2 separate regions of the Homo sapiens genome follow, and region 2 is linked to region 1. Evidence: chromatin contacts called from ENCODE Hi-C data. All regions are on one chromosome and are shown on one strand. The core of a region is the stretch at or near the end of the contact, and the rest is flanking DNA. Distances in the headings are between cores, read along the strand shown. Region 1 overlaps CACUL1 (CDK2 associated cullin domain 1). Region 2 holds the start of INPP5F (inositol polyphosphate-5-phosphatase F).

Evidence for each region. A loop is a pair of places that touch in the nucleus more often than their neighbours do. Pooled maps may share reads with other maps.
Region 2: a pooled map shows a loop between it and region 1 (8-fold over the local background). The contact joins the promoter of INPP5F here to the enhancer-like site in region 1. A Hi-C loop is called at or near these places in 4 of 50 pooled maps.

What each region holds. Positions count from the first base shown.
Region 1 is chr10:118,696,348-118,701,244 of GRCh38, reverse strand. All of the region lies in intron 5 of CACUL1 (CDK2 associated cullin domain 1), which reads left to right. Among named protein-coding and RNA genes, the nearest start is that of CACUL1, 56 kb to the left of the region's middle. Within about 2 kb of position 2,629, at least 2 of the 41 ENCODE cell types and tissues checked have a DNase peak (open chromatin) inside an H3K27ac peak, as active enhancers do.
Region 2 is chr10:119,723,226-119,728,122 of GRCh38, reverse strand. It overlaps INPP5F (inositol polyphosphate-5-phosphatase F), which reads right to left and starts at 2,073. Exons shown (of 20, transcript NM_014937.4): 1 at 1,764-2,073. The coding sequence starts at 1,860. RefSeq lists a silencer at 1,645-2,414 and an enhancer at 3,025-3,074.

The DNA.
Region 1 (4,897 bases), core at 1,380-3,879:
TTTTTGGTCTGAGAGCATTGTCACGTAAACCCCAATGTTAACATCTTCTGAACCAGATAGCAGGAAGTGTTGAAGCCCACCTGAGACACTGCAGAATTAAAAATGGGACTTGAAGGTCACCCGGTGAGCTGTGAGCACCTTGACCAGGTCATTGGACAGTGCCCTTGTGTCTGCCCTGAGAACTTGTTGCCCCCTCCCCGCCGCCCCTTTTTCCTGACAGTAGGGAAAGTATTATTAGGAAGTTCACTTCTAACTTTACTACTAGTAACTCTAGAAGGAATACAGTGTTATTTTTTTGAAATGGTAGTACAGAATCCTCTGATTTTTACTCTAGTGCAGAAACTCTTCTCTAGTCTGGTTCTGTCATTTATTCTCTATTTTAGGCAAACGTCTTTGCCTCTTGTGGCCCTGAGTTTTCTCTCCTGTGAATTAGGATTTGTAAAATATTTCATGTGCCTGTGTAGATTATTAAGAACATTAAGCTCAGTTCGTTTCTCCTCTTCCCATTCTTTTTTTTTTTTTTTTTTTGAGACGGAGTCTCGCTCTGTCGCCTAGACTGGAGTGCAGTGGTGTGATCTCGGCTCACTGCAAGCTCTGCCTCTCGGGTTCACGCCATTCTCCTGCCTCAGCCTCCCGAGTAGCTGGGATTACAGGTGCCCGCAACCATGCCTGGTTAATTTTTTCTATTTTTAGTAGAGATGGGGTTTCACCATGTTGGCCAGGATGGTCTCAATCTTTTGACCTCGTGATCCACCCATCTCGGCCTCCCAAAGTGCTGGGATTACAGGCGTGAGCCACTGCACCTGGCCTCTCCTCTTCCCATTCTTGAGTCCTCTTCCCCCTCGCAGTAGGTAGCATCTCATTCTACCTTTCCTGAAAGAATATACTTCTCCAGGTGGAGTTAGGAAGTCCCTGTAACCTAATGTCTCAGTGTCCTCAGCGTCCTTTTAAAGCTCCTATCTTATGTGACACATCAAGTCATTTTTTCGAATGTGGCACATATTTGGGTTGGCAGTATGTATTTTTGCTTTCCTTTGAGCCGTAATTAGCGTTCACCACAATGAACTTTTACCAGAATCTACAAAAGAATTGTTCTAAGCTTGACCATAAACTTTTTTTTTTTCATTTTTGATGCTGAATTAAGTGAAGGAATTATCAAGCATGGGGCAAGTTTAGAAAGGCAGGGTTTTTTTTTCAAAGAATAGTGTAGTTGAAGATAATATACATTTCATTATTATGTTCCCATTTTTTTTTGTAAGGCTGGGAGATGTTTATCAACATCTTTAAACATTGTCTTGGCCGGGCGCAGTGGCTCACGCCTGTAATCCCAGCGCTTTGGGAGGCTGAGGCCGGCGGATCACGAGGTCAGGAGATTGAGATCATCCTGGCTAACACGGTGAAACCCCGTCTCTACTGAAAATACAAAAAAAAATTAGCCGGGCATGGTGGCGGGCGCCTGTAGTCCCAGCTACTTGGGAGGCTGAGGCAGGGGGAATGGCGTGAACCCGGGATGCGGAGCTTGCAGTGAGCCGAGATCGCGTCACTGCACTCCAGCCTGGGCGACAGAGCAAGACTCCTGTCTCAAAAAAAAAAAATTGTCTCATGAGGTATTCCAGGTATTATAACCACTTAAGTATTTCCTGATACTGACATTGTCTTTTTGCTTTCATGACAAGATAGAGCATTTTGAAATCTTGGTAAAATTCTGTAGAGAAATGCTACCATTTGGTAGAAAAAGCCGGTCTAGTTTGTAAATATATTTTTATATTTGCCAGTAATTTGGAAACTAATTTTATTGGACGTATGCAAAGAGAATATTCAAGAGAGAATATAGTAGTCCAGAGCTGGTGAGAGAAAACATAATCATAATCATGTTGTCCGGTTTTCAATAAAAATTACACTTAAAGGTGGATATACCTTTTTATTTCCAAGTAAACAGAAAAGGTCCTTAAGCTTTGGTAAATTGGAAAAAACTGAGTTTATCAGATACTTATTGAGCAGTTGTTAGGCATTGTACTTAGAGAAGTGATAACTGGCCTCATTGGTTTGGGCTTCAGAACAACAAGGGACAATGTTTAACTGTATTATGTGGGTGATCATCAAAAGGTTTTTAAACACACATGCACTGCTTGTATGTGGTAGGACCTATATTTTACAAGTATTTAATTCTCCTAACCCTATAAGATAGGTATAGTCATTACCTCCATTTTATAGATGGAGAAACGGAGACAAAGAGAGGTTAAAGTTTAAACCAGAATAGCACAGCTATTAATGTCGTTTCTACTTACACATTTTTATATTACTTACCCCTTTACTGCAGCAAAAAAATAACTACATTCAATTTCTGTAACTTTCTACAATCTGATCAGTAATTTCCTTCCCGTGGCTTCAGATAGATCTGGAAAACTAGTGTTCCATTTATTATCGGTGTATAACAAATCATCCAAAAATACAGTGGCTTAAAACAACAGTCTTTTATTTTGCTCTGCAGTTTGGGAGGGCTTGGGGTGGGGTAGCTTATCTCTGTTCTGCTCAGCATTGTCTGATGTGGCTCAGCTGGGGGCTGGCACTTTCAGTGTGACTCATTCACGTGGCTGGTAGGTTGGTGCTAGCTTTTGGTTCCTCTGTGTTTCCTTCATGAGTGAGTATCTCAAGATACAGGAAATGGAAATTGCTGGTATCTTAGGTCCTCGGCTCAGAAACTGGCACAGTGCCACTTTTGCTGTATTCTGCTGGGCGAGGGTCACAGAGCCCAAATTCCAGGAGAGGAATGTATCCCACCTCTTGATAAAAGGCATGTCGGCTGGGCGCGATGGCTCACACCTGTAATCCCAGCACTTTGGGAGGCCGAGGCAGGCGGATCACTTGAGGTCAGGAGATCGAGACCAGCCTGGTCAACATGGTGAAACCCTGTCTCTACTAAAAATACAAAAATTAGCCGGGTGTGGTGGCACGTGCCTGTAATCCCAGCTACTTGGGAGGCTGAGGCAGGAGAATCACTTGAACCCAGGAGTCAGAGGTTGCAGTGAGCCAAGATCGCCACTGCACTCCAGCCTGGCTACAGAGTGAGACTCCGTCTCAAAAAAAAAAAAAAAAGCAAAAGAGGTTTGTCAGAAGAATTTGGGAGCCACGTCTTAAAAACAACACAAAAATGTAAAATGAATACTGTCTGTTAATAAAGAATCAGTTCTTGATTGCCCCATATTATTCATTATTAGTATGTTTCATGAATGAAGACAATGACTTCTTACTGGGAATAAAACTAGTTTTCTATCGGCTCCATGGTATAATCATTTTTATGCATATTTGCTTATAAAATAAAGTGGCTTCTATTTTTGGCTGAAAGTAAACTACTAGGCTCTATTGTTAAAGTATTTACGTCGTATGTTGGTGATTCTGAGCAAATGTAACAAATGTGTAGCATGGGGTTAATTAATGATAGAAAATTTCCTGGGAAAATATAGTGTGTTGACTTTTGCAGCAGCAGATTTATAGTTCAGTTTGCACAGTGTTCTAAATAGTTACGTTTTAGTTAATTTTCTTAGGCAGTTCTGCCTTTTAGATCAAACCATTGTAGTTTGAAATTTTTTGAAGCCAAGAGTATTTTCAGTTTTATGAATTGCTTTTCACATTAATAAAGGAGAGAGTCTCCTGAGCAAGTGTGTAGCACTGAGGAATACTTGAAAGAGCAGAGGAGCTTGGTTCTGGTCCCAATTCAGGTATCAAAAGGTGTGTGACTTTCAGCAAGACACTTAACCTGTCTAGATTTTAGGATTAGAAGTTATCTATTCTAGTGTTTAAACTATACGGCTTATTGATATCTGTGGGATGATTGTTGCGTATAAGCAAGCATTTCAGTGTTGGTATGGTGAAGTAGAGTACAGAATTTAGAGTGAAACACAAGTTCTCAAACTTCTTCTGCCTCTAGCTAGCTCTGTGACTTCAGATGAATTATTCAGTGATGAGTTTTTATTTTGGCCTCAGTTTCCTCACTTGTTAAAAATAAAAAGGTAGATGATAAAGCTTGTGAGAATTAAATATATGTAAAGTACGTAGCACTTACTAAATGCTCAGTACTCTTTTCTCTCTCAAGTTACCACCCCCAAACTCCCATTTCTTTTTCCTTAAAAGGGGAGATTAACTAGAAAATCTTTTAAGTTTTAAACACTGTTTTCCTAAAATCATTTTAAATTTATTTCAAATTAATTTCTGTACATTTTATGTATATATCTTTGTATTATATTTATCATTTCTTTATCAAATTTGACATAGGGGATTTCAGTTATGGTAGGAGTTGTTTGCAAATGTATATACTTGACCACATAATGAATATGTGGTTGAATACGAAGAGTTAGTGGGAGCAAGGCTAATTGGAGGCCAAAATGGTGAAAAGGTTAGGAAGATGGATTAATAGAGAGAACTTTGAAAACCTAACACTTAGAATTTAAATTTTTAAACACTGCATTTTAAAGCAACATGATTTTCTGAAATGCTTAGCATTTGTCTATGCCAAGCTTGTTCAACCCATGGCCTGCGGGCCGCATGCGGCCTAGTATGGCTTTGAATGCTGCCCAACACAAATTCGTAAACTTTTTTTTTTATTAGATAGTGTCTCGCTGTGTTACCCAAGCTGGAGTGCAGTAGCGGGATCTTGGCTCACTGCAGCCTCCGCCTCCCAGGTTCAAGCAATTCTCTGCCTCAGCCTCCTGAGTAGCTGGGATTACAGGCGCCTGCCGCCACGCCTAGCCAATTTTTTTGTATTTTTAGTAGAGACGGGGGTTTCACCAAGTTGGCCAGGTTGGTCTTGAACTCCTGACCTTGTGTTCCACCTGCCTCAGCCTCCCAAAGTGTTGGGATTACAGGCGTGAGCCACTGTGCCAGCCTGTAAATTTTCTTA
Region 2 (4,897 bases), core at 824-3,323, 1.0 Mb before region 1:
AGTTTTAAATTTGCCTTCTGACATGGACTTTGAACAAACAGTAATCCAAACTGCATGGCTTCATCCAAGAATCTAGGCGCAGGTTAGCCTTTATAGTTCAAGAAACTGGGGTGTAGAAAAGTTTGTTGTCAGATGAGTTGGAGACGATCTTAAGTCCCATCCAGTTCTAATAGTCTAAGCTTTTAGAATCCAAGGAGTTGACTCTTTTGACAACCTAGGAATTTTGAAATCTGCTTTACTTCAAGCTGTACTGAAGCCTTACCCAAATTTGGGGGAGTGAAAGGAGGGAAGGGGAGAAAGCCAGACAAATGGTCAAATCAGAGAAGAGAATGACAGAAGACTGGCCAAAATTAGCCTATCCATAATAACTCTATCCCGAGATCATCAAGAACTTTATCTGGGCCAAGGAGTTTATCCTCCATTCTGAAAAGAGGAAATACAACGTAATAGCAAGAAAATATAGACAGAGCCTGAGGAAAAAAATAAGTTATCCTTCACTGCTCTGGCAAAGCAACTAGTAGGCCTTCCTAAGAAAGCAGTGGGGCCTGCCCAAAAGTGTTCTGGAGGTCACAGAACTGCCCTGTGTCAGTGTCTCAACTCTAGGCTGTGACCCCGAACGAGTTACTAATAACCTCTCACTCCTTTCTCCTCACCTGAAAAAGAGGATCCCACACGTGTCCTGTAAGGTTGCTGTGGGGATTGGAAATAATATGTTAAAGGGCCTGTCCTTAAAAACCATCCTATAAGTGATACCACGCTGTGATCTGAAAAGCTCATCTGAACCTTTTATCCTTTTCAATTCATATCATGTAATCCTTCTGTCTAGACTGCACATAAGAATTACAAGTAAGTCTGAAAAGCTCTGGCTCCTTCCTTAAAGAACTCTATCCTCTCGCTTTCCCTAAAGTGGAAGAATCTCTGAGTGATATGAGGAAAGGATTAGCAAGCCAAAAGGGGCAGGTGCCACCCAGCCCCATCTTACAAGAAACTGGACTGTCAGCGCTCTGAGGGCAGGGACTGCTCTGTTTAAACCACGACTGCACACACATTTTCCTAAAGCAAGCTAATTGCAGACTTAAGCCTCTCCGAACAGCTTACATGACACCCAAACATGGACCCACAATACATTTTGTGTCGCACAACATCAAGTCACACAAAAATCTCAAAATTATACATTACAATACAATTTAATTGTGCTGTGGTATTAAAGTCAAAGACAAAGGCTTTAAACCGAGTGCCTATGAGGTAACCACAGTAAAGTCACACCTTTAATAATAAGGGACCAAGAACACACGGGATGGCAACAGGGAGTGAGTGTCCAGCAGAGCCCTAGACGGAACTGGCGCAACCGCTCCAGATCGGAATTCGAACCCAGAACTTCTGGCGAAGGCCATGTAAGAACTACTCCAAGGAGGAAGAGGCCTTTACGGCCAGGTGCACCTTGCTGGAACTTTCTGCCGGAGGGGACCCCCTCCCCTCGGCCTGGGCCCCAAGCCCCAAGGGCGGCCGCGTGACGCGGTGGGAAGGACGAGGGTCGCCAGCCCCTTCTGCTCCGCACTGGGGTAGGGGCTCGGCGCTGTCTCGGAGAAAGGCCAGGCTCCTTCCAGTCAGGGAATAATGACAGCTCGCGCGCTCGCAGCCCGCCCCGCCCCGCCTCACCAGGCCCGCAGGCGGCTCCTCCCGCCCGGCTGAGGGGTCCGGCCGCGCCCCCTCCTCTCCCCGCCCTGGCCCGGGGTGCCCCCCGCCCGCACCGCCAGCCTCACCGGGTCGGAGCTGGAGGCCGCCGTCGCGGCGGCTGCACCACAGCGCGCGCTCGCCCTGCTGCAGGATGTAGTGGTCCTTGGCTTGGAAGAGCTCCATGCTGGCCCCGCGCGCCCAGGGAGGCGGCGGCCCGCGGGCGGCGCACGGGGCGTCCTAGTCGGTCGAGGCCGCCAGAGCCCGCGCCTCGGGGAGCGGCCGGGTAGGAACCGCGCCGAGAAGCAGCGGCAGAGGGAACGCCCCGGGGCACCCGACCGGTAGGAGGAGAACGCGCCCCGGCAGCGGCGGCGGCAGCGGCGGCCGTAGAGGCCTCTCCCCCCCGCTCCTCCCCTTCCCTGGCTCCGCCCCAGGCCCGGCTCCACCCCCTCTGCTGGCTACTCTCCCCGAGCGCCCGGCTCCGCCCCTCAGCCTCCTCCTCCTTTCAGCTCCCTCCCGCTTCCTGCCCTTTCCTCCGCCTTCTCCCGGGTGTCTCCTCCCAGCTCCTCCCCGCGGGTCTTTCCTCCTCCCTCTCGTCCTTCCGCCCGCCCCTCCCGCTCTTGCCCAGGCCCCTCCCCCGGCGCGCCAGCCTTCCTGTCGTGGTCACCGGTGGCAGCTCGGGAGCTCGGCCGAGTCGGTCTGGACTGACCGCCTCCCTCCGCGCGGCCTTGGGGACAGGCGCCCACCGCTGGGGCCTCCCCTCCGTGCAGGGAGGCGCTCACGCTTCGCCAGGCCGAGACCTGAATCCAACCCCACACCCGCTCTCCCGGAGCGGTGCGGGGTACGTTCCCCGCGGGCCTGCGCTGCCTGCCCGTACCGAAACCAGGCGAGACCCCGGGGCCTGGCTACAGGGGTTCATCCCCAGCCAGGCCCACAGCCAAGCGGAGGCGTCTTCTGTTTTCGTATTCCCTATTAGAAGTTTGACAACAGGAGGCATTCAATAAATGCACATCAACGAGGGAAAGCATGTAACAATAGAAAACACACAAGCATTAGCAGCACGCGGCTAAAGAGCGAGGAGGAAGGGAGGAATGTACAGGTGCTGCTGTGTCCCGAATTAAGCAGGGCGGTTTGGAGAAGACTTCACAAATGGAGCCAGTTAATGAAGCAAGCGGAAGGAATATCGTTTGGCGAGGATAAGATGAATGGAGACCCTCTCGGGGAAGGAGGAGTCTCCCCCAAACATCCTTGAGCTCAGTCTGTCTTGAAAAACCAGTTGATATCCTGAACAGAATGGGTCTGGAGAATGAGGCCCCCACTTCCGGGGCCAGTTCGAGGACTATCTAGCTGTGTGATCTTGGGGAAGTCTCTTGGTCTCAGATGGTGGTTGAACTAATGACCTTTTATGACACCCCCAGTTCTATAAATCATTGAGTCTTCCTACTCCTAACTCCTTGCCTTCTCTAATGCCTGAATCGGAAACAAGAGAAAAAGACAAGAAGTAGGAGATGAGAAAAATAAGGCAATACTTTTTTTTTTTTTTTTTTTAGTTTAGGAGCGGAAGTTTATAGGCAAAAGAAAAGGGAGAACAGCTGTCTCTCTTGCGAGAGAGAGGAGTGACCGAATGGGACTTCTCAGAAAGCAATACTTTTAACCTTCTGCTCAAGTAAAAGTGAGAGGGTACAAAAGCAGGAAGGAGTTCCACATGACTAGTTATTCCAGCCCACAGTGTTGAATTTCCATAGCACAGAAAGTCCAATGATAACAAAGCGTCCTGGAATCTTTTCTAAGTACCATGCCTCTGTGCTGTCCAGACACCTCAACATAAAGGTCGAGGGAGGTGGTTACTCTATCAAATCTTTGTGATGTGATTTGGAGAAAGAAGGTAATGAAGCTATAAGAAGCTTCAGTGGAACCATCGGTTTCAGATTGATTGTTTAATTCAGCCATGTGTTGACTTAGCAAAAATGAGAATGAGAAAATCCTATGAAGACATTGTATCCTGCAAATTATTTCATTATTGTTTTATGAATTACATTGCCAGATGTGAAGAAAACAATGCTGTTGTAACTGTTTTAAAACAATTAATTAGTTCATTGAAACTTTTCCTGATGTTTTAGATCCATGGTTCCAACCCTGGCTGCCTATTAGAATCACCTGGGGAATTTTTCAAACATATCAATGCTTGGACCTTAGACCAATTAAATCAGAATTTAATTGGGGTGGGGCTCTGGCATCAGTTTGTTTATTTTTTCTAAGCTCCCCAGATGACTTTACTATGCAGTCAGGCTTGAACACCACTATTTTAAGTGAAATTAATTAGTAAAATCTGCCTGACAGCAGCTTGGAAAAAAACAGCAGTCAGTCATTAACTAATGCCATCATATGGGCTTGGTTACCTGTAAATGCAGAGTTAACAAGCAAAGTCTTTAGGAGAGAGGAAAACATGGAGGGGAGATGCTTCTGTAATTATCTGACCCCAATGCACACTGCTGTCTCCCTCAGGCTCCAAACACATGCTGTGGGGTAGGCACAGCTCTAGCCTGGCTGAGCAGAGTGAAAAGAGCACATATTTTCTGTCCCTGGTAGATGTCACATCCCCAATCTACTGCCACAGTTGCCTTGCCTTGTTTCTGCTATGAACTTCCTGAACCTTGGCCACTGCAGCCTCTCCACTCCCTGGCTAGCCTATCCTCGGCCTGTGGCTAACTTGCCAGCCTCATCACCCTCTTCCAGCTTCCTAATTCAAGGTCCTCCTGCCCCGATGCCACCCAGGTTTTAATGGAAAGTTCACGTGATGCTGCTCTCCTTTTTAAACACAGATGACCATCATACATATTATATATCTTCTTTTACGTGTATGGCATATATATGCTAATTTAAGTATAATCACTAAGGAGTTTGGTTCTAGCCAGTTCTGTGTGATTTTGGTCAGTTCACTCAATCTCTTTTGATCTCAGGGTCCTTATTTATGAAAAGAGATGATCACTAAGTGTTCCCTTCCAGTGCTGAAATCAATGTGAGGAAATGTGTCCACGTAGTTAAACCTACACAAATGATGGTAAATAAGCCAACTGTGATTATCGATTTAGCCCTTCAATATCTCTGAGATCTTTGGATTAGATTTTGGTATCCTCTGGTGAGATTTGACTTTAACATCATCTCCTGTCTTCTGTCTACTTGTCCATAGTCTTGTTTGTTGTCTGTGATAACTTTCTTCAGT